2 separate regions of the Homo sapiens genome follow, and region 2 is linked to region 1. The links are chromatin loops, found by intact Hi-C in ENCODE. Cell type or tissue: mammary epithelial cell. All regions are shown on one strand. Each heading gives the region's core, and the rest is flanking DNA. Links, peaks and the distances in the headings are about the cores only. Region 1 overlaps NFIB-AS1 (NFIB antisense RNA 1). Region 2 overlaps NFIB (nuclear factor I B).

Evidence for each region. Hi-C counts contacts between places; a loop is a spot of excess contacts. Peaks named below come from ENCODE experiments on the same cell type or tissue, not always from the same donor. Only the 100,000 strongest peaks of a DNase experiment are listed, where the experiment ranks them.
Region 2: it touches region 1 in a loop (2.1-fold over the local background); 3 of 110 quality-filtered maps call a loop at or near these places.

The regions. Positions count from the first base shown.
Region 1 is chr9:14,342,462-14,357,711 of GRCh38, forward strand. It overlaps NFIB-AS1 (NFIB antisense RNA 1), which reads left to right. Exons shown (of 2, transcript NR_186536.1): 2 at 14,691-15,250. It also overlaps a transcript of NFIB not described here. Among named protein-coding and RNA genes, the nearest start is that of NFIB-AS1, 33 kb to the left of the region's middle. RefSeq lists enhancers at 6,341-6,840, 13,321-13,820. In mammary epithelial cell, for the core only: a CTCF peak has its summit at 5,672; DNase peaks (open chromatin) are centred at 5,180, 5,590 and 6,130; H3K4me3 peaks cover 3,989 bases; H3K27ac peaks cover 2,410 bases; H3K27me3 peaks cover 236 bases.
Region 2 is chr9:14,231,308-14,246,557 of GRCh38, forward strand. All of the region lies in intron 2 of NFIB (nuclear factor I B), which reads right to left. Among named protein-coding and RNA genes, the nearest start is that of NFIB, 75 kb to the right of the region's middle. RefSeq lists an enhancer at 6,857-7,618. In mammary epithelial cell, for the core only: no CTCF peak of the experiment used is centred there; DNase peaks (open chromatin) are centred at 6,924 and 7,404; H3K27ac peaks cover 3,034 bases.

The DNA.
Region 1 (15,250 bases), core at 3,663-8,662:
GGAGGGAAGGGAAGGAAAGAAGGAAGAAAGGAAAGAAGAGAAAAAAGAAATAGGGAGGAAGAAAGAAAAAGAGGGAAGGAAGGCTCGTTTATTGAACCCAGGCTGCATGCCAGACATTACTTTTGGCTTTTTCATATATGCAATGCCACTTAGTTCTAAAGAGAACCCCAACTGTGAGGAAGGTGTAGCGGGCTACACATAGTCACCTAGCTAATAAGTGGCCAATTATATTCAAACCATGTGTGTCTGATTTTAAAACTCCTCCCTTCCTCTCTTGACAAGTTGTCACTACCAACTAAATATGCATCCATATACACATGTGTATATGCATGTGCATATGTGTGTTTTATAACATCGATGCTTCTTCATACTGCCCTTATCACCAAGCAACCAAACAATGAGGGTACATTTCCTATTTCTGTTTTTCATACTCTTCTCAGACTAAATGAGTTTTCTCCCTTCAGAGTTGCCCCTTATGTTGTTTTCATATGTTTTTGTCTGTATATTATTAAAGAAAGGAGGGAAAGAAAAGGGGGTGAGGCCAACGGAAATAATTTGTCCTGTTTCTGTTGCCTAGTGAGCATGGCCGGGGGGGTAGGGGAGTGGGTGGCGAGGGGATGCCACCATTTTGCCAACCCTGTACCACCTGACTGTGGGAATTCTCAGATCTGCTTTAGATAAACAGTTTAGTCCTGTTTTTCCCACAATCTTCTGACAGTTGAAATTTCCCCTGTTACTGTAAGTCAACCATCCTTGGAGAAGTTTCGTTTCAAGTAACCATGCTATACTTCTCTTGAAGGGGAATTGAAGACCTCTACCCCGGTGCCAGAGAACCCCCTACTTTCTCATTTTTCTCTAAGAGGAGGTGGAAATGGGCTGGGGCGGGGGAGAGTGCTTATGACTGAGGCTGCAGCTGCCCTCCCTATTGGATACTCAGCCTCACCCTTGCAGCCCAGTAGAGAGACGTGGCCAGGTTTTCCCTGTAGCAGACACAGATGCTTCAGAAGGAGTTGCTATTACAAAGGGTTTATTAAAAAAAAGTGTGAAAGGGATGTGGCTGTTGGCAGGGATGCTGGTTCCATGCTACAGCCTCTGCTGGCTGCAGTCTGGATTCTTGCCTTTCCTCCCTTCCCACTTTACAAAGGTTTAGGTTCACTTTATAAAGAAAAGCAATCCCCAGGCAAAAGTGTGTACAGTATTTTATTAAAGTTTGGTGGAGAAGGGAAAAGGAAGAAAAAGGCTGGATTGGGAGACAGGGAGGAGGGGGCTGGCCACAAGAGAGAGGGAGTGAGAGAAAGAGGGCAGGCATGCATGAGAGTCCCAAGCAGTGCCAAGAAGCAGAGAAAGGGCTGCTTGGGGACAAGGGGGGGTCGGGGGGGGAAGTGTGCCAGAAACCTTATAGAAAGAGAGCAAAGAACTGAACATGAAGAATGGTTAAAAACTGAAGTGCAAATGGACTTCAGCATCTTCCTGGCAGAGAGTGCTGCAAACAAAATACAAAATAGGCCACCGTGACAACTGGAAGAAACAGAAGTTTTGAGGAGGCAGTTAGGAGATGCTACAGAAATGGCCTAGCAAATAAGTAAATAAATGCCAGAGTATGCTAATATGCTGAGGACCTTTAAAGAGAGGGAGAGAGAGAGAGAAAGAGAGAGAGAGAGAGAGAGAGAGAGAAACACTAAGGTGCCTGAGACAGAGCGACATCAAGTGAAAGCAAAAACAACAGAGACAGACACACACATACATAGCCAGACCCCAAGAGAGGCACACACAGAGAGAGTCACACAGAGAGAAAGACAGAAAGGGCCGAGAGAGGGGGGTGATGGGGGTGCGAGAGTGGGGTGAGAGAGAAAGTCTCCAGCCAAATGCGGGAGACTTGGCAGGTCGACAGGAGCAGCCGGGCCAGGCAGTAACTGCACTTGCTGTGTCTAGTCTATTGTTGTCTCAGAAGGGGGGGGTAGAGGGAGTTGTTTGTTTGTTTTGTTGTTTGGCCTCTTTGTCTCTTTTGTTCCAAGCAGTTAGTTTGCTTCTTTCCCAGACACTGGGCTGATGGAAGAGCTTTATGGATTTTTTCTTAAAGGGACAGAATAAGCTAGTTCACCAGTATTATCGATTTCTCAGTCCTAACCAGTTCTACCTAAATGACTGGGTTTTTTTAATAGAAGGATCCTATTAATAATTGAGAGTCAGTGTTTATACTGTTTTGTGTGTGATTAACAAGAATAAACGGGTCGATTTCATCCTCCCCACTGAACCTCCTCCTACAGGGTTGCCAAGACTGCAGGGTAAAGAAAGGAAAGACAAAAAGGAGAAAAAAAATCCGTAACTACAAACAAAAGCAAATGAAGGGCATACATACTAAAAGAACTACCAACATACATTGCTACTTTCAAAAAAGAACAACATAGCCATCAAGATTAGAAATACAATCTTGAGGGTTTAAATAACCAGCAGAAGAGGGGCTTTGAAGGAAGAGGGGTGGTTGGGGCATTCTTCCCACACCCCTACAGCCTAGGCACTGCAGCTTCCACCTTCGGCCCTTCCCAGCATCCATCCTAGAGAATAAAAAGCCCAGCTCCAGGGGTTCTGGGAGTCCGTCTTGGGCCACTCTCCTGAGCTCGGCCTCCCTGGGGGAACTGGCCATTAACACACTTTCGCGGCGGAAGTGAGCGTGTTGAAGGGTACAGTCACTAAATTGAAAGGAGAGCTGCTTTTTATTCATTTGAGTAGAGGTAAGAGAAAGGGGCATCTCCAAAGCCTTTAACTTTTTGTTCCCACGGAGACTCCTAGCTTCCTCCTGTCCCAATAATTTAAATAGGTTCTAGTGCAAAGGAGGTAGCTTCTGTGGGAAATGAAATTTTAAAACATCCCCAAATTCATCTACCCTCGATTTTCAATTCCTCTCTAACCTTGCCCTAGAACACAGCCAGCTCTTTTTCTTAATCCCATCTTTCTCCATTCTTGCCTTAAAATCTCCCAGTGAAATCTAGGGTACCGGAGCTTAAAAATAAATAAATGCAATCAAAGGGTCTGAGGCTATGCGAAAGGTGCAGAGGAGTGGAGTAGGGAAAGGGAAGCAGGGGTTCCTTTGTGAACGGGATCCTTTATCTTCGAAGCAAACGCAAATCAGAGCCGTGCTTCTGCGCTCCGAAGTGCGGCTGCCACATTTGGAGAGAGCGGGCAGCGGCTAGCTCTGCGGGTTTGGGGGTGCTTCTCCTCTGCCCCATCTCCGTGGAGTTTGGTACTTAAAAGCCCAGTGTGTCAACCGCTCAGACTTGAAGGTGGTTAGGTAAAGAGTTAAGAAGCGAGGCGGCTTACACCCATAACTTTATCCTCCCCCTCACCTGTATTTTTCTCCCCTCACACCCCTCCCTCTTCAAACGGCCTTTCAAAGATGACTTAGGGGTTCCACGAATGTCGCTGCACGGTTTTGCTTCTCCTCGGGTGCCATTTCGAGGAGCCTAGAAACTTCCTGCCTTTCTGGTTGACCCTCCGCAGGGCTTTCTCTGACACCGCCATGGTGGCAACATGGGCCAAGTGGTACAGGGACCAGCCTAGCGGGTGGGAGGCCTCGCCTGTGGGCTGAGGAGGCACGACCCTGATCCCCGGCGCGCACAGTAGAAGCGGGACCTGTGCTAAGCCACGGGAAGGGGGGCGCGCCGCGGGCGCGGGGGGCGCGTGGGGCACGTGTTCACCCCAGCACTGGAAAGAGACTTGCGGTGGGCGCCGGAGTCAAGTCTCCTGATGTTCATGCGGAGGGGAGAGGATTTGTAGCCATCTTTGCTCTGGGTGGAGATTTCATATCCGCAGTCACACGAGGTAACCGACACCCCCCCCCCGTAACCTGAGCTAAAGGTAAAGGTGATCCTGAAACCGCTTGCCCCTGGGAACGTCGCTCCGGACGGGCGTCATCTGCCACGTGTGATAGGAGCCGTCTGGCCAAGTGGAAAAATCTAGGCTAAGCGCAGAGCACAACCCTGGCAGGGTCAAGTCCGATTTCAAGCCCAACCCGATGGGATTCAGAAAAGCCCGCCCAGCGTCCCCAGGCCCAGCAGTCCACGCCACACCGTCGGCGACGGATTTCGTTTCTATTCCCCGCACGCGCCCCAGCAACGCAGAAGGAGATCCAGTTTCGCCACAACGTTCCCGTTGGCTTGCTGGTTTGAAAGTTGAAGCCCCGGGGTAGTAAATTTGGCTACAAAATCTCAAATCTCGTTAATCCTAGACAAAATAAAAACATAATAGGCCACAAATTAACTAGCTTGGGGCGGTTTCTGTGATGGTCACCTGGCGGTGCGCAAGGAGTTATAGAACCTTGAGGGGGGGATCTTTTCTATCTCTAATTACCTGTATGTGTAAAGAACTCAAGAAGACGTCAGAACAGGGTCTCCTATCAACTGCTACCTATTGCTGTCTCGCAAACATCCCCCTAAACCCGCTGCATCGACAGCTTCGGGTGAGGGTGGGGTAAGAGGCACTTACTGTGAGGCCGAGCTCCCGCACGAATTAGCCTCACAACAGGACCTAGGTCTCCTAGGGAGACGAAACTAGGCCAGCGAAATCGCGGCCAGGGAGCCCCTGGCCCCCACTCGGGAGACAACCCGCCCGGCGCGAAGGGTGCGTCTCCTGAGCTCCACGCCGGGAGCTGGAAGGCAGGCAGACGCGCGAGGCTTGGGAAGGGTGGGATCTTAAAAAAAAAAAAAAAATCTTAAAAAAGAGAAATAAATTTGAACAAAACTAAACTACAAGCCCGCAGTTCCCCGCCGAAAGCGAGGTGGGGGAGGAGGGGGCGGGAACGGTCGAGGCACTGAGAGTGGGGGATGAGAAACGAACTCCGTCCCCTGCACAGTCAGTGCCTTCGGGGGCTCCACCACCGCGCGCTCCCACCCTCAAGGTTTGGACTCCTAGGGGAGGGAGAGGACGGGAGGGAGAGGAGGATAGGTGGAGGGGGAAGAGGGACTCCTTTTCTCCTCCTGCCAGCGCCAGCTGGGGCAAACTTGAGCTGGCAAAGCGCGAGAAAACTTTTCTTTGGAAAGTTTAGGTAGCGCAGTTAGTGGCGGAGGCTCAGGGCAAGCTAACAGTGCTGGGGCGGGTGTGGAGGGAGTGAGCTGGGTGCGATTGGGAGAGGGGAGAAGGGAGAAGGGAAGGAGTGGCCAGCTCCCTAGGCGGTTGAAGATCCAAGTCTCTTCGGTCAGGTCCGCCCAAGGTCCCAGAGGCACTGGGGGGTCGGGTGACTGTGCGGAGTGTAAAAGACATTTCCTTAGGAAACAGACAAGGCAGGGCCAGGAGTTCCGCGGTTTTTTTTCCGTGCAGAAATCACTACCCGGCGACGGCTCAGGGCGGTAGAGGGCAAGTCTTATCTGCCAAGGCGGGATTAGATTCTCTCGCCGAGGGTCCCAGTATCCCGCCGCCCAGCAAGGGCCGAGCGCGCGCGCGCGCCAGGGAGCTTTGGAGCGACGCGCGTAGTTTCGCGTCGCACGCGGTGTCTGGTCTCCGCGCACCACGTGCGCTCGCGGTCCTTGGCGGGGACGTTGGTGCTAGCGATCCGACAGAGCACCCAGGACTAGGTTTTTGTGATGCCCTAACCTGGGCATTTATGCTGGGGGCGGAACGAAGTCGCCCAACCCAAGTTCTCCCTGCACCCTGGGAAGGAAATGTGGTGCGCCCTCTGGGGCGTGAGGCCGCCGCGGCCCATTCTACACACCTACTGGCATTCCGCTTTTCCTTACTGTGCGCCAGGGGAAGGCATAATTCAATTATATCATACAACTGCAGCGCACCCTTTTCCTTTTTTGCTTTGAGGGGAATTTTCCAATTCCCAAATAAATACCTATGGCTCTAAAGCCGAGTTGGGTTCTGTAGTAACTACCGGGGGTGAAAAAAAAAAAAGACCCCAAATTGGCTGTGAGTTTACAGCCTGAAGCAGCTTATTTAGGCTCGCTGAGCGCCGTTCCAAACGGCAGGGCTCACGCTATTTCGGGAGAAGTTGGAGGGTGGAGAGAAAACAAGGTTATTTAAAGTGACTCCCAGAACGCAGCTTTCGTTCCTAGACTCTTTAGGTGTCAGTGCTTCGGCTCCAGTTTAGCACGGCACAGGCGGCCCAGCCTTTGATATTTAAGCCAGGCCAGCGCCCGGGTGAAACTACCTGTTGGGGGATTCTGCCGCCTGGAACCCTTCTTCTTCTGCGCAATACTGGCAGCAGTGGGATGGCTCTGGGGGTGCCACGCGAAGAGAGAGGGCGGAAGAGCCGGGAGCAGCGGACAGTCAGCTGCATGTGGCAGTGCCTAGCGAGCTGCTCCCGCGCCTCTGCTCGCTCTTTGAAAACTGGAAACAGCCCCCTGTGCTCTGTGCTGGGCCCCTGGCTGCGGAGATGGGCCCAAACTCGGCACGATTCTCTAAGTTCGGAAACCACGAAGCTTGCGCCTTCATGCGTGTCTAACATTAAAAACAAAAAAACCTCCTGGCGGCTTCCTGGGCTCCCGCCCCCACCTTGCGCTCCAACACCCGGCACTTTTCCCTGTACCGAAATTCACTTTACTACTTCTTGAAATTCGGAAAACTCCACCGACGCTTGGACTCGCTGCAACCCAGGGGCTGCCTAAAGCTCTCGCACGAGTTGCTTGAGGGAAATCACTCTCTGCTCTTGCGAGCAAACAGATCTCTGTATTTTTAAACAATCTAACTGAATGGGGGAGCGAAGCTAGCGAGGACAATTTGAGCAGTCTTTGTAGCCTGTTGGGAGAATTTTTGGAAGCTAGCGGGGTGGGGGTTTGGTCTCGCATGCGAACCTGTGGGAAGGACAGTTCAGGCTGGGCCCTGGGGCTGGAAGTCTCATTTGAGGAGCACACGGTCCCGAGAATGGCACGTATTTAACAACCTTCTTTAGGGCAAACTCTGCAACGGAGCCCGCCCGACATTAAATTTAGGGGGTGTGGAAGCGTAGACTGGGTTCAACCGGGAAATTTTCCCCGAGACGCCAAAGGCATTCCGCGTTATGTTTCCCATGCGGGTTTCTGCTTTTTGATAGCGAACCCCACTCCGTTTTGGGAGCAGCGAAATTTTGGAGAGCCCCAAAGCAGGGCTCGTTTGGGGTCCAAAGGGAAGAAAAGACTTGATCTGTGGCTGGGGAACAGCGGCACTTTATTTCCTGGGGCATGCACTTACATTCCCTACGGCCACAAAGCACCCAGCTGAAAACGAAATGTGGGCAAATATTAGGTAACTACGGAGAAGGAGGGAAGTTAGCCTCATCTTGTTTAGGATACTCGCTTTAACAGCGAGGACTGATGGGCTATGCGGAAAAAAGAATTTATTAGTGACAATTTCTTGCATAGGGATGAGAGTTGAGACTTCGAGCTAAAAGACGGCTCAGAACGCTTCCCGCGCGGCAGTCCCCCGCCTCCCTTAAAAAAAGTCATCCTGTCAATATTGGCTCTTAAGTCACACCCCCATTACCGGTCCACAGTGGCATTTCCCTTCCCCGTGTGCCCCTTTCTATACCCACTCATCTGGGCTTTGGATTGCCCATGATCTCTCCCTGCCTGGAAAAACTCGTGCAAACTTGCCCTTCACCAGGCACGCACGCACGGGTGGGCTTTCCCCAGGAGGGTCGTTTGGCGGCCCCGGGGACCCTCCTGGGCCTGGGAAACCCGGAGTATTTTCCAGCGCTCAGCCTCGGTGCCTCTGTATTATTTCGGTTCAGTCCCAGGGGCCCCGACCCAAGGATAATAAACAATGCCGCTTATTAGAGATACAAACGGGCACAGAAAAGAACCACACGGAAAAGCAAAGCACAGAGGCATTTTAACAAGTGGTTAGGCATTCAGGGCAGCCTGCGAAAGTGACGCAAAATTAAAAACGAAGGGCGTTTCTCTAAGAAAAAAACAGACTTTCACAGAATGCAGATTTTGTTAAAACATGATGGTTGGAACTACGTTTAGTTTGGTTTTGCCTCTGGAGATCAGTCGGAGTTGTTGCTACCTGCCCTTGCCTCGCTGCAAATCGCCACCCCCGCTGCCCCCAATTCCTATAGGGCGAAAGACCTGGGTGGGGTGGGGGGGGAAGTTGGGGGTCTTCTAGCTGTTGGCATGCTCTGATACCGTTATTCCAGATCTCTCAAGAATTGAAAACACGACCTCCTCTTTAGGGAGGGACAACAGGGGCTTTAGGGGGAGATGTATAATATCAGGCGCTGCCAGATGATTCAGAGATACAAAAAAAATTCCTCTTTCTTTTTAAAATGTAAATGCAGATACCTTATGGGCGCTGATCGTGAGAGTGGGGGCTAGGGATTCCTCCCTGGGTGCGGGTGTAACCAATTTCTGGTCTGCCGATGGCCTTGGGAAAGGGCCTCCCATCTGCTTCCAACAACCCCCTTACAATGTCAGAAAATCTTCCTGCCTGCAAATATTGGCACAAAGCTGTTTCGACAGGCGGTGCTGCTTTAAATAGGAAGGAGACCGCGGGGCAAAAGAAAGTCGCGACCTTTCTACCCACTAGACTACCTGCCTCCTATCCCCCAAAGGCCAAGCTTTGGCAAAGGAGACTCGGAGGGAAATCTCCCGTTCTGAGTGGCGTAGGAAATGAATCAGCTGTGTGTTCCAGGAACAAATCTTTAGTTGGTTTTCAGGAGTTGGAGTGCATAAAAAATAGGTATCCCCAGACTAGCTGCTAAGCAGGGAGAGGATCATGTTTGGGCATCTGCACCTCCTATGGTCCAGTCTCCCCACTTTTTTTGGTTGTTGTTAAGATAAAGTTTATGCTGGAAGAAACTTCAGAGGTGCTTTAGCCCAATTCTCTTGGGCAGTGGGTTCCTTCTGACTTTGCCGAAAGTAATTTGTCCAAAGGGCAGCTCTGCTCCTGGATCTGCCTAGGGAGGCCTGGTCTCAACAGCGCCAGCCCTGTGCCCCATACAGAACTCTCATCCTAGGGAGCTGGGCTAGGGCTGGCTGTGTCCGGGCCAGGGATGCCTGGACCTTGAATCACACCCCTTCTGCCTACCAAGGGCATCTCCCCTGTCAGGAAATGATCGTGGTGCCAACTGCACTCAAGGAACACCTCAAACCTTCTTTTCTCACCTCCCATCCTACGCTGATGGCCCTATACTGTTCACACATTGTTTCCTGATTTAATTTCTGTACTTGCTTTAGAACTTATTCAGCTATCTCCAGCCCTTTCTGTCTATCCTAGATGACAACTTCTCCTAGAAAGAGTTTCTGTCTGATGAACTCAAACTTAAGAAGCCTCCCTTGCAAAGACTGTGACTGAATTTTAGAAGGTATCTCAGGCATTTTGGGTGGTGAGCATGTTGTCCTGTCCTTCTCACCATTTTTCAAATCAAGTGGCTTGTGTCTCATTGCTTTACAGATAAAGAAACTGAGGCACAGATTCCTTCCTATGCAGGCCTTTGAAAAGCAGCTACTATGTTTACATAGATTCCAAGGGACTTGACTTACTAAAAGGCATACATGGATCTGAGAGCAGAGTGTGCCACAGACCCCGGGTCTCTTGATTTGAGGTCCCATTTGCCCACAGTTCTGACGGAAGTATATAGCTAACAATAAACTACTGTTGAGTGAGCATCAACTGTGCACCAGACCACGTACCATGCCAGATATGTTACATAAGTCATCTTTGCAGCAACGCTAAAGAGCATCATTAACCCCAATAAAATTTTAAAAATAAAATCATAAAAGGAACACATGCGTAAATCCAGATACTTCAAATAATAGAAAACAGCATAAAATGAAAGTAAAAGTCTCCTACCCTGCTCCGTCTCCTGGAATTACACTGATTTTTTCATTTTTTTTTGGTGATGTATTTGTATATATAATAGATGTTATCATTATTTTATGAGTGTGGAGTTGGGAGGCTCACCACCAAGATAACAAACCATGGCTACCTGTCTCCGGGCTCAGCACTTCCCGGTACTCTACATTAGCTAAGATGAACGTGGAAATAAAGAAGTGAGCGAGGCCACAGGTAAAAAGAAGAGTCGGGTCAGAATTGACATCACCGCTTCTTTTGCACTGTTCCTCCTGCCCCTGCCTGGCTCCTGAGACCACAGGCTCCCTCAGTGTATGTAATCTGATGATCTTCTATGGTGGCTGCATTTCTTCCAGGCCTTGGTGCAATTGGACAAGCAAGTGTTTCCATGCTCTGTCACCCGGGCCCTCAGTGCTGTTTCTACGCTGTACTAGGTCTGGTCCTGAGGCAAGCCTCTAAGCTTTAGATTTCACTGCTTATCTCTCAGCGTTGTTGAGAGGCTCCAATAACAGACAGGGAAAGGACTGTGTAAACTTGGAATCTCTCTATGTAAACATACAGCTGCTTTTCAAAGGCCTGCATAGGAAGGACCCTGTAGCCTTTCCCTCTGGAACAGAGGAGTTTCAGGAGTCTTTGTGAAAGAGTACGTTTTTGACATCTGAGGGTTTGCATTGTGTCCGTTTGTGTCTATAGGGGCAGGGTTAGGAGTATGTCTTAAAGTAGAAGAGGATGCTCATTTATTACTGAATCTTTGGAATCAGGAGACTTTGGCAAGGGTCAAGTGGATTTCTTTCTGCTGGAGGGCACACAGAGGCAAGCTGGTGGGGTTACAAGGAGGCAGTTATCCTGCTTGGGGTGCACCATGGGTTGGTGAGAATGGCAGAGGTATGGTGAAGGTGCTGCAGCCTGTCCCTTTGGGTAGGTAGCTACTACCAAAGGCTGTCCTTAGACTGTAGGGGCAGACAGAGGGTGGTGAGGGATAGGTCCAGGCCGCGTGAGCTTCCCAGACATGTTATTTAATTTGTGATTGTTTTTGTGCGTGGAAAGGGGAGGGATATTAGAGGATAGATGTGACAGTTCTTCTGGGAAGCTGGTCCTGTTCTATAGGGTTCTTCATTCAGGAAGAATAGCCAAAAACATCCTGAGTTCAGAGGCCTGCAAGTGAGAACAAATGGTGGACCACTGCTAGGGTGTCCTTGGCAGAGCGGGGGAGCTCCTGGAGAGGGGTCTCTGAACTGCTGCATCCCTGCACCCTGAGAATCTGAGCATGAGGAGGAAGCAGAAAATGGCTTTAAGGCGAATGAAGGGGGCTGGGGAGTGGGCTGGTTCCAATGAGAGAAACTGAAAGGAGGGAAGTCAGATTTTTCTTGACGGCCCAGTCTGGCTTCATTCTTCAATACCTGTCAGGACAAAGGCTGCTGCGCCCCCTGGTGTCCGACTGGCCGCCGATGCCTGCGAGCTGACGTGGAGACCCGCAGGCGGTGAGACCCGGGGACCAGCTGGAGGAGTCCACGGGTCAGATGCCTTTTCTTCCATTTGCTAAGGGAGTTGAAGTTGAAATAGCCGTTGCTTTGTCCGTTCTAGAGTCCAAATAGAGACTCTAGTGGAGAGCGAGAGGGGTTTTGTCTTTTTTTTTTTTTTTTTTTGCATGCAATTGAGGCTGACAGGACAATGCCTGTTTAGAAGTAGCCTGGTGCAGTGGAAAGTACGCTCATCTGAAAGAAAAGACCTGCATTTTAGGTGGAGAGCTGATCTGGGGCAAATCACTTAAAATGTTCCAACCTCCCCTTCCTTCTCTAAAAACCAAAGGGGTTACAGTAAGATGTCTGTAAGGTGTTGTCTGAACTCTAATGTTGATTGGGATTGATTAAATCACTAATACACCGCACCCTATTTTCTCAGAGCCTTGCAAATTTGACATTATTTTTTCAATCTACAGGCAGGTGCAAATGTTATGTTTCAGCATCATGAGTTCCCTAATTGTGAGCAAAGATTTTAGTGTCTCCTTTCCTTTTAAAAATAAAAAAATAGCTCTTTTGAGCACAGAACCTCCCTCACCACCACCTTTTGTGGAGCCTCCTGCAAGAAAGCTGCAGAGTGAACAGGGCTTCAGTCTCTGCTCTGTTTCTTTTAAAAATAAAGTACTAAAGTATTGTGCTGGAAATTCTGCTACTAAGTGTTACATGTGGTAGGTGTGAATATATGCTTCAATAGTTCCAGGCACAAGACCAAAATCTTCCCCAGAATTAGCAGAGTTTTCAGCTATAATCTGGCTAACATTTTTCTACAAATAGGTACAAAGACCAATTTGAGAGTACGGTCTCTCTAAGGGGCTACATGGTTGGGTTTCCATTGAAATTTAGGGCCATCCCTTGTACAGTCAGGTGAATTTTTAAGTGGGATCAGCCCTGGGGAATAATTATGTAGTCGCTGAGGGTTTTTCTCTCCTAAAATCTCCAAATCTAGTTTCTGAGGTGAGCAGTCAGTTATACCTCATGGCAATTTTTTCCTTCAGCATTGCATTTAAATGGTTATCTCTATGTAATGGGTACTCTGTGTGTGTGTGTGTGTGTGTGTGTGTGTGTGTGTGTAGAAATGGATTGTCCCGTGAAGGATCACTTGAACAGCAACCTTAGCTTTACAGATGTGAAGGGAGTGTGTAGCCCTTGTCCTGTTGTGAACACTGTCACTATTCCTTGTGCGGCAGGGGAGGAGCAGGTCTCTCTAAATGAGAGAAGCGAACCAGAGGAAGAACAGCAGCACAAATGAGATGACCTATAGCAACCGACCCCTGCTTCAGGGATGGGGAGATGCTGTGTGTGTGTGAGCATGTTTGGGTTGGAGTAAGCACAGTGACTTGGAACACTGCACCCCTCCCCAAAGGGAAAAGCTGTGTTACAGGCTGAACTGTGCCACTCCAAAATCACCCTTGATACCTCAGAATGTGACTGTATTTGGAGATAGGGCCTTTAAGGGGGTACTTAAGTTATTATGAAGTGGGCCCTAATCCAGTATGACTGGTGGAGTCCCTGTAAGAAGTGATTAGGACACAGACATGTATAGAGGGAAGACCATATGAAGACGGAGTAGGTAGCCATCTACAAAGAAAGAGGCCTCGGAAGAAACCAACCCTGCTGACAACTTGATCTCAGACTTGAGCCCCTAGAATTGTGAGAAAATAAATTTCTGCTGTTTAAGCCACCCAATCTGCAGTATTTTGTAATGGCAAGCGCAGCAAACCAATACAACAAGATGATACTCTGCACCAGCCCATTATGTACAGCCATTTGGAGATGCAGACCCAGGGTTACCAGATTCTCTATTTGAAGAATCTTTTGCTTTTTAAATATTGGCAGCAGGGCTGGCTTCCTGGGTGTGTGTCCTTTGCAGTCACACGGGATCCCATACTTAGAAGTGCCCCACGTTGGCTTAAATACCCTGCTTGCCTGGCCGGCTGCAGTGGCTCACGCCTGTAATCCCAACACTCTGGGAGGCCGAGGCAGGTGGATCACAAGGTCAGGAGTTCGAGACCATCCTGCCTAACACGGTGAAACCCTGTCTCTACTAAAAATACAAAGAAATTAGCCAGTCGTGGTGGCGGGTGCCTGTAGTCCCAGCTACTCCGGAGGCTGAGGCAGGAGAATGGCATGAACCCGGGAGGCGGAGCTTGCAGTGAGCTGAGATCACGCCACTGCACTGCAGCCTGGGTGACAGAGCGAGACTCCGCCTCAAACAAACAAACAAATAAAAAAAAAAAAAAAAGGCCAATTTGCAATTCTTAAACTTTCAACAACGGGCTTGCATTTTTGCATTGCACTGGTCCCTCACAAACTGTGTGGCCAGTGCTAGCTGACAACTAGTACACGTTTTAAATAATGTGCATATTAAGATTATGGGGTCCCAAACAAAATATGCCTGAGGCTGGGGCAGCGTGAGACACTAGTACGCACTTTTTGTCACTAACTGGATTAAAACTTCCCATTCTCTGGTAGTCACTAGGAGGGAACTTATGGATCCCAGAGGTTTTCTTGAAGTGGGAAAAAGAAAGGCACAGATACTCCCCAGGATGTTATTTCCCAAGATTCCACATGAGCTAGTGTGGCTCGGACCAAGATTTTCTTTTCCCAGGGATGGATACTGAGGATTTCACAATAAGAATATCTTGAGAAAAGGCCCCACACGAGGAACTAGTGTTTGGGGTTGAGGGCTAAGTTTAGCCCTGCATGTGGCTGATGCTGGTGGGCTTTGGGAAGCTGGAGCTGAATATGCTACCCAGAATGGTCAGCAAGGCCCTGAGGGGCAGTGCAGCCCCGTGTAAAAACAGCACCGAGACAGAGCAAGAAACAACAGTGAGAGCAGGACTGATTTCGTCTCCTGTTTTTTGCCTGGGGTTTACGAGCAGGACTCCTCTCTTGCACTCCACCAGTTTCAGGATTATTAAGGGGTCCTCAGCTGGGGTGAGTTAGGAGGGCTGAGCTGGAGAGTAAAACTGGATGGTCTGAGGGTCTGGGTGATCCTGAGCACTTAATTATGAATAATGATACACTTCAGTTTTATAGTGCATGCCATACCAGTGGATTCTAATTTGGAAGGGAAACTTTTGCTCTTGCTGAAAGGAATGTCAGTCACCGGTGAGTGGTCATGGGGCTGTTATGGGGAGATCCTGTTTTTAAGGATATACACTGATTTATAGAAGCTCACTGAAAATATTATAGCGGAATGTTTGGTCAGGAGGTCTGCTTTTCTAGTTCTATTTCTGCTCAGTACTGGCTAACTGAAGAGTGTAAATTTTAAAAGAAGTAATTTCTTATGCACACTGTGCAAAATCCCTCAGGGGAATGAGTGAAAGACTGTTTGAAATGCTCTGAATTTCTTGGAAAAGAGTTGCTGTATAAATTAATATAGGGCCTTCTTTTTCATTGCAGGTCTGCAGGACACACCAAAGAACTCCTCCAAGTCACACAAGGGAGAAAATTAACTTCATTGGCTTCTATCAGGAAAGCTATTTTTTTTTTCCTCTTCTTTCCTGCAAGTTTCCCAAACCCCATGACTCTGATTTCCAGGTCAGAGACTAAGGTTTTATTTTTCTTACTCTGTATACTTTATATGTGGAGAGTCCCTGAAGGAACACTGTGATGGGCTGATTACTGTGAGCCAGTTGTGGGCCAGACCTGGCCTCAGGTGCTGCAAAGGGAATTCAGTCACCCCTGTGCAGTGATCTGTGAGCCCCAAGTCAGATCCAACTTTTTCCTGATAGACAGCACCCTCCTCCTCCCTACCAAGAAATAGCAGGGTTGGAGGTAGTGACCCAATATTCAAGAGGTTTGAAATTCTACATGAGATATTTCTGAGTTAACTCCTAAATAGCAGTTTCCTTAATCATGTGGAAAATAAGAACACTTACTAAAGAGACCATTGGTTTAAGAGAAATGGAAACTTATGTCCACGTAAAAACCTGTAAATGAATGTTCACAGCAGCCTTTTC
Region 2 (15,250 bases), core at 4,819-9,818, 110 kb before region 1:
GGGAGAGAGACAAGGAAAGGCAGAGAGAGGGAGAGAGAGGCAGTCCTGTCAGAGGGCTGACTGTAAAAGAATGGAGGATTACACACTTCACTGTTCAAGGGTGACAGAGGGAAAACGAGGCTGGCACCAAGCAGGAAGCCCAATCCTGCCTGAATAAAACACTGCACATTTATGCAATCCCGGGTACCAGATCTTTTATCACAAACTATTTTGATTGCATAGAAAGAAAAGTGCTAAGTAAAAATTATTTACTCCAGGTCTATTATGAAAAGAACAGATTAACTCCCTAACAGTTCGTTCTTTTTGAAGGTATATTTTCTACCTTGCTGGTATGATTTATATTAATGAGAGGTTTAAAACAGGTTTTAACTTAAGAATGATTGCTGATGGTGAAGTGCAGTAATTATACACCTTATGACAGGACACGTGAATGGCTCCTACAAGAGAACTGCATAACATGTCAAGCTAATCCTCCTTGCATAAAAAGAGAGAATACTTTGCAAGCTGGCCGATTTTAAGCTCCAGTTAACAAAAACCCTTTTTGTTGGAGTCTAAAACAAGAATGGGTTAACAAAAGCAAGGAGGAAAAAAATCTCATTTTTCCCCTTCTTCACAAAATATACTATTACAGGACTTAAAGGTTTTGAAAGGCCACAGTGTGGCTGAAAGACTTGGGAAAGAAACAAGGTCTTCGCCAACAACACCACACTCAAAAGATCCTAAGGTAAATCGCAGTCTCTTATCAGTATGGAACAGTATGATTTTACTCTAGTTTTTTGTTGTTGTTCTGTTTTTGATTTTTAATGAGTTAAAGGTGTAGCGAGGGAAGGAGCGACACCATGGCTAGGTAAGAATGAAATGGGTTCATGGATGTTAGGAAGAAAAAAACGTATGCCATGGTGGGCAAGTCAATAGTGTTTGTGCCTTTTCTGCATGGCTGCTTTTTCTCATACAAGAGCCACTTCTGGACAATAATGAGACCCCGTAAAGCATCTGCTTAGGGATTACGACCCCGTCACACTGGGAATGTTCAGTTAACACAGAGCAGCCATGGGCTTAACTCCGTGTGTGCCTGTCTTCCTGCTGCAAAACGCACCAAATGCACAGTGGTCCTGGATTCTTCTAAATCATTTGCCACCAGGAAAGAAGATACTCAGCTACTGACACACCACCTACCTGCTCAAGGAAAGCAAAAATTAAATAAACAAAAGCCATCAGATTTACTTCACATCATGGAACTTGTTAAGACAAGGGAGACAGGAAGACTAAAGGTTGCCAGGTGTGAGAAACGAAGTCTGGAAGTCCATTTTAAAGTATTAGAGGGCTAAGGATCAGCGTCAGTGTTAAATTCTTTTCTAAGAATTCTTTTCACCTTGGAAACTTTCAAATGAGAAATTTAAGGAGCAGAATCCTTATATTTTTCTATGACTCTTAAGTGATTTACAGAATCCTAAAGTGTAGCAAGTTCTTATAATGAGTTGAACTATTTAACTTATTTTATTTAAATGTTTATTTCAATTGTTTTGCCTATGTACTATAGTCTGTAACTATCCTAGTCTATAATCAAAGAAATCAGGAGTGCCCACCACCTATTTGCAGAGGTCTCTAAAGCAGAGTCCACAGTGGCCAGGGCCCATCTAGCAAACTGGCATGCTCAGTGGGACAGGTCAAGAGGGCGGGTCTGCCTCTGGCTTCCTCCTTCTTCTAACACATGCTGCACTTGCTCTTGATAGGATAGAGCAAAAAGTCACCACTTTTTAAGAAAACCAAGGCAAAGAACAGAAAGTTTAACTCGTGGTACCTCCTAAACAATTGATGTCATTACTGCTCTTCAAAAGATCTCTTACAGACATGTAGTTTAGCCATAAAGATAGTACGTTGTGTTGAAAATGCAAAATCACACAAATATTGCCTTAAATATTTTATTTCCAAATGTAAGTAATAGTTAAACTATTTATATCCCTTCATGAGAAACTGGAAGCTGAAATTTTCAGATGTGAAGGAATTTCTCAGAAAGTGATCCTAAAAATTTTCAGGAAAAACATCTAACAATTTAACCATAAAGAGCTTTGGTGAAGTCTGACACCCAGTATTTAGCTCTTTTGCTATTATTCTTTTTTTTTTTTTTTTTTTTTTTTAAGATGGAGTCTCACTCTGTCGCCCAGGCTGGAGTATAGTGGTGCGATCTCGGCTCACTGCAACCTCCACCTCCCAGGTTCAAGCAAATTCTCTTGCCTCAGCCTCTCAAGTAGCTGGGATTACAGGCCCAGGCCACCACGCCCAGCTAATTTTTGTATTTTGTAGTAGAGACCGGGTTTTGCCATGTTGGCCAGGCTGGTCTCAAACTCCTGACCTCAGGTGATCCACTCGCCTCAGCCTCCCAAAGTGCTGGGATTACAGGCGTGAACCACTGGGCCCAGACTTGTTTTGCTATTATTCTTTAATAACTGTTTGCAAACTACAAATATTGAAAGGTGAGCATATGTACAAAGACAAAATTAACTAGTAGTCTGAGCTGAAATATTGTAGCTTAATTCTAGTCTATCAATTTTGATCTGAAATAATAACTCTGAGGGCAGTTTTGTCACCATCAGCACTCATTCCAATATTCAAAAGGAAAATTTTTGTTTAATTTATATAACATCTTACTTATAGATGCTTTACTTATAGAAAGCACCTATCAATTATAATTAGCAAAACAGGAGTCAAGGGCATTGTTTTATTGTGTTACATGTCAAGGAAAGGAGACTTAGAGCTAACTTCTGTGACTCTTGGAAAATCCAGGATTGAAGCCTGCAGTCCTGTGACTTATTGAACAGTCAAACCTAGGAGAAATTATCCTAAGGTAAAATGTCAGAGGATTACTCTCTAGATTGGATGGCAGAGAGAGATTAGCATTCTCAGCATCAAAAACCAGATCACAAACCCATCTGCAACAGAAGTACATGCAATAAAAGTACTAGAACAAAAATCACCACATTTAAGAGAGAAGCTACCTCATGGTGTAGTAGGATAAGAAGGAATGAGATTGATAAGAGGAGGCATGTAGGTATATTATCATTACTCTTTTTTTTTTTTTCTTAATGGAGTCTTGCTCTGTTGCCCAGGCTTGAGTGCAGTGGCGGGATCTCGGCTCACTGCAACCTCCACCTTCCGCGTTCAAGCAACTCTCCTTCCTTAGCCTCCTGAGTAGCTGGGATTACAGGCACGCACCACCACGCCCAGCTAATTTTTGTATTTTTAGTAGAGACAGGGTTTCACCATATTGACCAGGCTGGTCTCAAACTCTTGACCTCTGCCCACCTCGGCCTCCCAAAGTGCTGTGATTACAGGTGTGAGCCACTGCACTTGGTCTACTCTTTTTTTTAACATTTTGTTAGTTATGCTTTGTAAAACTAGCATATTTTTAATTTAATTTACATCAATTTAACTAAAATTTTATTAAACATTCTTAAACTTGGTGGTGCTGGCATTTGTTCGTTGAAATTTTTTTTTTGGTTTTTTTTTTGGGTATGTTTTAACTATTTCAACATACGTTTTTAAAAACCAGATCCAAGAGGATCAGAATAACAATAGTGAGGTGAAATCACTGGATCAACCAGGGGACAAAAAAAAATAGCTTCACATATGCTCATTTGGTCTTTTTGAACAAATGTTGAATAACCAAATCTTTTAGACTTTTAAATCATTCATTATTCTTGCAGTTCAAATGTGGCAATCTTAACTATTTAGGGTTTCACAACTGGTAGGTACTTAATAAGTATATGCCTATAGAGGATAATGATAACTTTACTCAAATGGGACATTACAGAAAATGTTATACGATTGAAAACAAAATAAAGAATAAACACCAAGCTCAGAAAAAAAGACTTCACACTAATTCACTCCATCTCATTCCTTTAAAATTCAGGCTTAAAAATTTTTTGATAAAGGCGATCTGATGTTCAAAGGACATCATTTAAAACTTGGGAGGCAAACTGATAGAGGAGAATGCCTTTTGTGTTTAGGAACTCCCAGTATTGCCAGCCCCGACCTTGTTCCTCACCAGCTGTAAAAGCCTGTGTGAGACCTTAGTGCTGAAGGCCTCAGCTTCCTTATCTGTAAATGATTAGAATAGATAATAAAGGCAACAACCAAGTTTATACAGTTTGCCTGACAACTTTGACATATACTATCTCACCCTAAAAGATCCCTTTGGGTTTTCATGGGCTATCATCTTGGTTTTATACACAACTCTTATTTGGTTATATGTCACTTACCTAAGTCCAAGAATTACGAAGCACAGTTGTTCAGTTAATTTATTTCTTATTTTTAAAAAAAGCACTGTTGTACTGCTGTAGATAGAACAACTCTAATCTTCACGTACTGCTGAATTACAATTAGGTGCTAAATCACCTTCAAAGAATGAACAACCTTTTGTTTTGAGGCTCGTCCAGAAGCATCACTAGGACCTGATATGTACAAGAAAGAAAAAAATAGTAACCTGGGCAGTAAGAGTTTTGTCAGAAGGAATGCTTGTCCTTATCAGAAACACCACTTATCCCCAAGGCTTGAACTTTAACTATGAAACTTTACCCACTGGGTTTTTAACACAATTACTACTGCAAGCTCACCATTATGTATTTAAACTCACAATAAAGAATCAATGCCTGATATTGCATTATTTCCTAAAAGCAGATTTTGATGGAAGACAAGAGGCTGGGCTCCAGTATCAAGAGTGTACAGGATATTTTTTAAAGACATATTTAAATAATAGCATTGATCATAACACAATAATCACTATACCCTCATCTTCCATTCCTACAACAAAGCCCCTTAACAAAGACATGTGTACGCATTATAGCTACCAGTTTTATATGGAACTGCCCACTAATAGCTAAATTGGCATCTTTATGAATTTAAGGTTCTCTATAATGTTGATTATGGCTACTGCTTTTGACTGTATTTTTCAAAACTGACCACAAAATAGAAGCTTCTAACTTCTCTCTGCCCTTGTGTTTGCAATCTCCAGAGAAAGCACTCCTTAATTTCATCATAGTGGTCAGTAATCTTTAGTGATTGAGACAGAAATTAAAATTGATTATTTGAATTCTGACAAGCTGCTTATGTTTGTAATTACCATAAAACTCTACCACAAATGCCCTAGAGTCCACGGGTGTGAGTGAGGGGTTGATAGGAAATGATCCATTTTCATGTATCTAGATTTAGGACGATGCATGTGGAATTGTAGAGCCACTTAAGATCACACTCATCCGTGCTGGACTAACTGAAGAGGGAAGTCACTATCCTCTCTTAATAGACCAGACAGTCCTCACGTCATTGCTACAATTAAATTCCAGAGAATTTTTTGGATTCTATTTAATGAATAAGGATATATTTTTCATGTGGTGTCATTGTTTCACTACTTCCCATGTTTATTTGGACAGATTCATAGCACTGGGTAGGAAATGTATTGGTTGGCAACTTCAGTTTTGGAAGAGAAAGTAAACACATGCTGATTAGCAAACAGTAAACTCTACTGTGTTTAATTTTGGCTTCTCTTTAAAAAAAAAAAAATAAAAACACAAAAAAGCCACTATTTGGTGTTGTGTTCCAAGTAGGAGCATTTGTCCCTAAGTTCTTTCCTAACCCCTTACTGGAGGGCTTCCAGAATTGCTCTCATTTTTTTTTCTTCTTCCCCTAACACCAGTGGCAAACGCCAACATTATTTAAGAAAATACTTGTGCATATGGTATCCTCCTAGCACAGATTTGCCATCCAGTTGAACAGTAGGGCCACTAACCCACACAAACTAAACTGCAAAATTATGAACTGCATAAACATAAACAATTGAATTTAGCCCTAATAAATTCAAGGTAAAATCACACTTCTGAAATTCCTAAAAGGCTACGTCACTGAAAACTATCAGGTCTGAGAACTGAAGGTGGTAAATATGACAATCTAAAACTTCCAATGCTCTCTTTAGAGCCAATTTCTTTCATCTATCTCATCCTATTGATTTACTGTGACTCCCCAAATTATTCTCCAAGCTTTAGCCATTCTTAGCCCTCTTCTCATCCATCTTCAGAAGATCATCAAAATCCCTAACACCCAAAAAGTGCCGAAGGCCAGCACACACAGGGAAAAGCTTGGCCACCTAAGATATACCATTGCCCACTGAGCACAAAAGCTCTTCATTATGTCTATGTACCTTCTCATTAAACAGAGCTGGTGTCTGATCTTTTCACTGCTCATGATTACTACTCATTATTAATCAGACTTCCCAACATGCTTCCAAGGTATGCAAAATCTCGTCCCCACATACCAGATGGGAAAGCTGAGGCATCCAAAAGTTAAATAACTCCCAAATAGCCCAATATAAGAGGTCAGCAACATCTCTTGCCGATCTACATTGTTTCTTATTCAATAAACATTTATTATTGATCTACCAAGCTCCTCACCCTGCTAGGTATAACAGTGTGTGTGTGTGTGTGTGTGTGTGTGTGTGTGTGTGTGTGTGTGTGTGTGTAAGCTCCTCACCCTGCTAGGTATAACAGTGTGTGTGTGTGTGTGTGTGTGTGTGTGTGTGTGTGTGTGTGTGTGTATTCTACCATATTCTGGGTTCTGGGCAAAACAGCAGATTATCAAAGTCCTAACCCACATGAGGCTTACGGTCTAGGAGGGGTAAGAAACAGTAAACCAAGAAACAAATGAATATGAAATATGTGAGGTAGCTATGGGGCAAAGAGTACAGCAGGGTAAGGAGAAAAAGACCTGGGAAGAAGAGAGTGGTAGCTGGAGTGGTAGGAGATTTTGGGGGCACATGTAATTTAAGTCTTCCTCTGAATGAGGTAAGGGAGCAAGCCCTACCTACGATCATCTGAGAAAAAAACGGTTCCCAGCAGAAAGGACAGACAGAGCAAAGTGCCTGAGGCTCAGCTGTACTGGAGGGATGGTAGTATTGCTGCTACTGAAAGGGCAGGCAGAGTGACTCACTGGGGAGAGGGAGGCAAGGGTCAGATCACACAGCACCTGGAAGTCACCACTAAAAGTAGGGGCTACAAATATAAATGAGACTACTCAAGAGAGACAGTCTTGTGAAGAGTTTAATACGTAAGGTTACATTAAAAATTCACTGCATTAAAAGCAGTTGATGCTTTCCCTACCATCACATAAAAAGTATATGTGCACAAACAGACAGAAGGGTGCATGCGCTGAATTTTATATAGTCTAGGAAACATTTTCACATTGGTTGTTTCAGTCAAATACAAAGAAGTTACAGAACAGCATCGAGTACCTAAGAGAGACCAAAAGCATTTCCTTCTGTAAAGCCCTGCAGCTGAGGGCTTACATCCGCCTGGTCCAATCAGTTCATTTCCAAACAAAGGTAGGAAATGGCTGCATCCTAGTATTTCATTGTGGACTCATGACTCAGTGCTTTGGAACTTGGTATCTTTGGGAGTGAGTGTCTATTCTCCACGTCTCTTGCCACAGGGGGAAAAAGGTACAGATAAACAGTAACACAATTTCACCCAACCGAGATATAAATCTGTGGGCTTCTCCACCCTTCTCAAAAATAAATGAATGAATGAAGGAAATTCAGTTCCTGCTTTTTTTTCTTCCCTTCTCTGTTTTGTTTCCTAATTCCCAGGACTCCCTGGTGTCTCCTAAACAGCATAAGGTCAACTGATGGTGAAAGTACATCACATGATAATTATTCAAAAGCTGTTATGTTATACAATATAGTTTATAATAGGAAAAGGAGTTACATTTGATTCTGCAAGAGCAGTCGGTAATATGCCCATTACATAGGGATTCTAAGAAACTAAAATTAAGAAATTTGTCCTAAAGAACAAATTGATTCTCCTCCATCATTTAACCAAAAAGGTTTGTAGTATTTTGTATTCACAATGTTACACAGGAGAACAGTAACTTAACTTTGAAAACTGTTTTCACACAATGGTCACAAAGAAAATAACACATAAATCCCATTAGGTCTTTTTGTAAAAAGCTTCCATAATTTCCAAATCCACGGTGTAGAGAGGAAAAGAGGAAAATGGCATGTGTATATGTTCTAAGACTATTACTTCAAATGAATAAGGTTTAGAGGTATACTTAACATACAAACTGTTTCCTTCAGGAAAAAGTGCAGGAACTCCTGGATAGACACAATACTCATTTCTGATGAAAGTTACAGAAGAAACTACCAGTTGTGTATGATCTAATACTACAAGTCACTTATTATCTATGAAGGAAAACAGAAAGAGAAAAGATAAGAAAACAACATTTAAATAAGAATGAGAAAGGAATCTCTGTTCTAACTTAAAGATACATAAACATATAAATCCAAATATGAGCCAAATTATTTTATAATGATATCCATGTGATCAATGAGGCATAACCACAAGAACCTTACACGATTATAATGAGAGAAGCTTCGAAACAGGAAATTTCTATCTACAAAAAGTACAAATTATTTTCAGAATATTGGAGGAATCTGGGGTTTTCTACCCAGCAGAATAAATTATGAAAACAGTGAAAGATACCCTCCAGAGGGAGAGAGTGCAAGAGTTTATATGTTAAAGAGAACATTACATTTCACTTTTCCAATGTAGAAACAAACTGAAGAAAATTTAGAGGGGATGGTGAGGATGAAGAGAAATAAAATCATAAAAAGGAATGAGTAAAAAATGTAATAAAAGAAGAGGAATATGGTTTCCACTTATATTAGTTTTGTCCTTCCATTAAAAATTATACCTTAAAGTCCATTACTCTTGACTATATTGCCAATTTCTCAAATAATACACTGGTCAAGTTCCAAAATTTCATTAAATATATAAATTGCATACATAAAAGTTCCTGTGTAGCCTATGGAAACATTTTAAATTTTCTTCAGCAAAATTGGGCCTAAAGTTTGGAAAAATTCCTAGAGAGTGAAATTAATCTCTCTGTCCCCATCTCTCCCTCTCTCCCTCTCTCTTTCTCTCCCTCTCTCTCAATAGATAATATTACCCTACTATATATCCTGCCATATATCTTTATACTCCAATTTCCTACCTAGTCCCCTATTCAGACATGCATAATGCTTCCATTTTGAAGCATATGGCTGGGGAGCCAAAAGAATTTAAATTGCCTTCAAAATGTGCATCGCATTATAAATGGTGTGAAAAAAGATCTTACTATTCAGCTCTCAACTTGGAGCATAAAGCAAAGAAGAAGCAACACAAGACTGCTTCAAACTTTATCCAAAAACTCAACAGCTTCACTTGTTTATAGAGGTACAAAAAGTATGCGACACAGTTTATAAAACAAGAACGATGTACTGTATGCAAAAGTAAAGTTAAAAGCAAAGTATAGTAACAGCCCTATCTCGTTACAAACACTTGGCAGCATGTCTAAAGTACCATGGTCAAAAACATGATACCGTCTGCGTTGTACTTCTGCCAGAAAGCACTCCCTAAGTCCAAGTCTCTTTAGCCATCATCACCACCTCATTTGGCAAACTCTCCCAAGCCTCAGTTCATCTACTCAAAATTACTCCACAGAAAGCAGACAAACTCTCTAGCTTTGTAGGCTGCAAGTATCACAATGAAGTAGCATTGGCAAGTGACAGCGTAAGATGGAGCTCTGAGGTTAGAAAGCCAGGACCAACTAAACTGTATCCTCAAAGCTTATTTGCATATCAAGTTGAGCAGGGCTGTCTTCATTTTGGTAATTCAGGGTTTCTTCTCTACTCTCACAGTAATTCCAATGGGTCTTTCTGAATCAGCCGCAGCTGAGAAAGAAAGCACATGGCAAGAATACACTCAGGCACCGAATACCTTTTAGGCAAATGAGGGGCAAATGTATTCGGCAATTACCTGCCATTTAACCATTTCTGGCCAGGTCTTTTGAATAATTCCAGAACCTCAAAAACTGCCTCAATAGTTATGTATGCATAACGGACCAGGCCATTACCAAGGCTAAGTAAATACAAGAATATGCATCAAGGTTTAGGTAATAAGTAGATAAATAGACTATATCAGTATCAACATCCATATCTACCTGTGGCATTTATAACTAAAAAAACAGCAGTTCATAATACATAAGTATAAATGTGGCAGTGAAAAGATGACTGATAGGACAGAAGTAGCTGCATGAATTATTAATTTTCCTAGGGCACGTAAGAATTGGCTTCCAAATTTTTCTTTAATCGACTTTCTCCAAAGTAGCATATTACATAATTCAAAAAAAAACAGATATTGTCATCTTAAGTTTACAGCTTGCCATATTTCCTAGAAAATAAACAATAATTAACAACATATCTCATAGTTGTTCCCTCCCCACCTTTCTTCAAGAAACTTTACACTCTGAAATGTAGATACATAAGCTACTTTTGGATCAGGGCCCACAACCATATGCTTCCAAAGGAATAATATGTACAGGTTAGTCTGGTGTGTACCAGATGTTAAAAAAAAGCAAATTCAAAAACAGAAATATCAGTATTCAATGCAGAAATATATTTTAAATTAAATCCCATTCTTCCTCTCCTTATAGACACAGAATCAAAGAAAGCCAATTGTATGTCTAATTTTTTAACCTTTTTCCTGAACAAAAATCCCAATTTGACTCATGACTCTAGATTCTTTATATACATAAGATCACAAGACAAGAAATGGTCATTTATAAATTATCCTGTCTCAGAGTGAGCCTCCTACCATATGCTGATATTCAACCAGAAGAATTTGTTTGAAAAGGCAAAAAAAATTCCAGAAGTTAAGCCTATAAGGCAAACCAGCCAGCAAAAGGCGACAGAGTCCACATGTCTATCAGATATTTAATATGTTAAACCTCAATTACCAAAAGTTTTAAGATTCTCTGTAAACATAACTAGTGAGTCTTTATTTTTCAGATGATTCTGAATGCAAAATGAGCACATTATCTGCACATTGAAAGAATTTATGTGTTTTTTCCCACATATGGAAATATGCATGAGTATTAAAAAACAAATTACAAATATCCACTCTCTAGAAGTTTGAAAAGTCTAAAGTTTGGGCTGTATTTGCTTTTTCCATTGCAAACCTACAAGGATTCCTTCAGACTTACAAAAGTTATTGCAAGAAGTCCTGCAGGAAGAAACAGATTGGGGATTTAGATCACCCATGCCTAACTTTTTCAGGGCATCATGATCTCTCCCCTTGTTCTATACATCAGAGATGTCACTGAAGTGAAAGCCAAGTTTTACTTTAGAATTTAATAAAAATTGATTAAGCATCACAGAGCACAAACAAAGCTGCTCCATAAATCTTTCAGGCCTTTTTGTGCTAGGAAGAAAGCAAGCACTGTCTGCTGAAGCAGATGACAGATGCTGGCTTAAAGATAAGTATTATTTATACTTCTGTACCAGATTTCTTCTTATGCATATCTTATCATGCATGGGTATATGATCAACAAAGCAATTATTTTATATCAGTCAAAGACATTCAAATGTACCCTGGCTCCATAGGAATGCTTTAAAGAGTTCAGGTCTAGGGTTCAATTAAACCAAGATGGAGAGAAAAGAAAGTTTGGAAAGAAAAACAAATATTGAAATGGTTGTGATTTGAAATGTACTTTCACACACAGGCTAATGAATATATATGTACTGAAAATAACTTTGTTCTGAACATATGCCTATGCATTTTAAATAAATGATGCATGTTTGAAAGATAAGAGGGTTTACCAAATCTAAACACATCAAGATATATCTATATTAAACTGCATTTATTTGTACAGTATGTCGGTAAGGAAACAGCCCCCTGAAAGAAATCCAATAGTTATGTAAAGAGATAGCTGATTTAACCAAGTTTGAGAACATTTTAGTCATCAAGACTAGAGTTTAAAAATTTAAATGACATTCCTTCCCTCCCTCCTTAGAAAGACAGAATATATGAAAACCAATCACTTAATGAAAATTCCCAGAGGTTTCTTTATTGTTTTACTTCTAGCATATGAAGTGGAAAAAAGATAACTAATTATTTGAAAGAGAAGAAAAAGCAACTTATATTACCTTCTCAAAAAATATATAATATTCTGCATCATAAGGCATTTGAAGGTGGAGAAGCTGGCATGTGATTCCAAAACAAATCTGGATAAGTAAGAGAAATAAATCAGGTGGGCTGTCTTGACCATTTTCTTCTACCCCGATTCCTAAGTCCCTTGAGAATCTAGAAGAGGAGCAGGTTTGGGGGTGGAATTGTTTTGTTTTATTGTGTTTCATGAGGGAAGACAAACTGGAAATAAATGAGTTTTCAAGTCCAGCCAGAAAGTCAACCTATGGTTAGATTTACCTAATTGGGTATTTTTTAAAAAAAAAGTACAAAAACAAAAACCTGTGCTCATCCATTTTTTTATGGTATCTTATTGTATTTCATTTTTTTCTCAGCATTTTTCTTCGTAAAAGTTCGTCCTAAGAAATCCCAACCTCGTCTCAGATAGCCTAAAAGGCAGAAATGTTCATCCACTCAAAGACCAGGAAACCCTAAGCTGCATGACATCATGTGGGAGTAAAATGACTGAGTGAGCTCAAGCCAGGATCCTTGCTGCTGGAGGGTTTCCTGCACAAGGGCTAGCTGAAGCCACAGATATGGCTGCAACTGCATTAAAATGACATTGGTAGCAGAATTAAACTGTCTGGTTTCATGGAAATTACCGTATACTGTAGTTATCACGTGAGAATTAGCAATGCACTAAAATAGGACACACAAATCAGTACTATTATGTGGTAATACTAATCTATCATACGCAATAATTTTTCTTTCCTGAATTATATATGAAAACACATCCATAAGGGTGTAGCAATTATGAGCAAATATTTTCAAGAATGGCTATTGTGTATGTCTCTTTTAAGCATGCAACTCCACATAGAAGCACTAAACAAAGTAAGTGCTTAAAGATATTCAGGATTCTCTTTCCTATTTAAATAATCCTCTCTATTATATAAAAATTCAGTTTGTACAACATAAGCATAAGAAATTTGTAGAGGAAATGATAGGTCAGAATGGTTTTTAAATGACCTTATAGTAGAAAACAAAGTTAAAATATATACCATATACCAGTGCAGTCAGATATATTGGAGTCACTAATACATTCTGAATCTGCTGATTAAATGAGAGACATTCAAAATGAATGAAACTTACCCACATACTTTCTCATCCATGTAAGCAGGAAAGAATTACATTTCTTCTGAGCTAATGGGAATGAGTATAGTAAGCTTTACCGATAACTTTAATCTCCACAATCTCCATAGACAGATCCCCACCAAAAAATAAAATAACTGCTTAGTAACTTTGCAGCATATCAAAGTTCACAAACCATGCCCAGTTCCAATACTTATTAGCCGTTGGCCTTAGACAAATTACTGACCTCTCTGAATTTGAATTTGTATATCTATTTAAACAAAGATAATAGGCTCAAAGTTTGAAACAAATGGGATATGTAGAAAAAACATTGAGCAAAATGCCTGGAACACAATAAGTACTAAAAAAATAGTAAATACTATTATTGTTGTTCTTGCTACTGTTATTATTATTACACAGTACTTTCATGATAAAAGTCTCTGGCCATACATCAGCCTAGATTAGTGCAGCATGTGCCTAATTTCTCATCTCTGATTCCATGACATTGGGGTGTCCGGATTCTCCTCCTACTTATCTGACTTCTCACTATCATTCTCCTGTATTAACTCCAATTCTTCTAAAAGTCAGCATTCCCCTGGTTCTCTTTATCACCCTCTGCAACCTCAATCAAACTTTGGCTTCAAAGGTTTGGGATAACAACAGCTAAATTCAGACCTGTATTTTCATTTGCCTGTCAGACATCAACACTTGGGTCATGCCTACCCAACCTAGAAGAAAAAAACTGAACAACTCACCTCCAAACTCAGTGGTTCTTCCACTGCCTCTGTTAAGGAAACTAACATTTACCCAGGTGACGAAATTAGAAACATCACAGTCACACCCAACTCCTTCTCCCTACATCCATAATAATATGCCTCCTTCTTTCTATTCCTACCAGTACAAGCTTTCCTATGTCCTTCTTGCTGCTCTCCTGACTTTCACAGAAGTCTTAGCTTGGTTATGTTCAACAAACAAGAACACCTAAGATATGCCAAGCACCATATACTCTGAATGCAAACCAGGACAGAACAAAACAAAACAGAAAAAAAAAACCAACGGCAACAAAAAAAATGCAACCCTTTTGCTCTCAAGGTTCTTCAAGTAGTGGGAGAGATACGTAAACACATGATTATACTATAATGTCATACAAGCAATAATAAGTACACATGGCCGGGCTCAGTGGCTCACGACTGTAATCCCAGCACTTTGGGAGGCAAAGGCAGGTGGATTACTTGAGATCAGGAGTTCAAGACCAACCTGGCCAACATGGCAAAACCCCATTTCTACCAAAAATAGAAAAATCAGCAGGGCGTTGTAATGCACATCTGTAATCCCAGCTACTTGGGAGGCTGAGGCACGAGAATCGCTTGAACCCGGGAGGCAGACATTGCAGTGAGCCGAGATCGCACCACTGCACCCCAGCCTGGGTGACAGAGCGAGACTCTGTCTCGAAAAATGATAATAATAATAAGTACACATAAATTATAAAAGTGGGACAGAGGAGGGAGTGATTATTCCATCTAGACAGGTCAGAAATGAGTTTACTGTAAATATCCATCACTCTAGAGGAGTGTTTTGAAGAATGAACAGGAATGTGTGGTTGCACAAATGTGTGCAATGAACAGGAATGTGTGGTTTTCCTCTCTAATTCCTGAGAATTAGAGAGGAAAAGGCATTCTAGATATCAGGGACAGCGTGGGTTAGACTCTAAGCTCTCTAATCAACATGTTTACACTTAAAACTCGCCAGTCTAAAACCCAGACCTAATTTTAACACTTTCCCTTTTCCATAAGACCTTCAAGGGCTTTCCACTGCCTCTAGGATAAAATCCAATACCTTGCATTGGCAAGGCACTGGTATTCTAAACTCCGACCCATTAGATGGGAGGAAGCTCCCACTGCTCTCCACATCCCTTTGTCTTAGGTACAGGAAGTCACTACACCTTCATACAGGACTGTGCTCCAGCCAGCCACCAAAATGCCTCTCTGCCCTTCACCCTGCAAAATCCCATTTACCCTGGGATATCAAGTTTAATTTCACTCTGCTGAAGTCCTTCCTAATCAACCCTGCATTGTGTCCTCCTCTGAGCCTTCAGTCCCTTTGTTGATAGCTCTATTTCCACACATCTCATACAT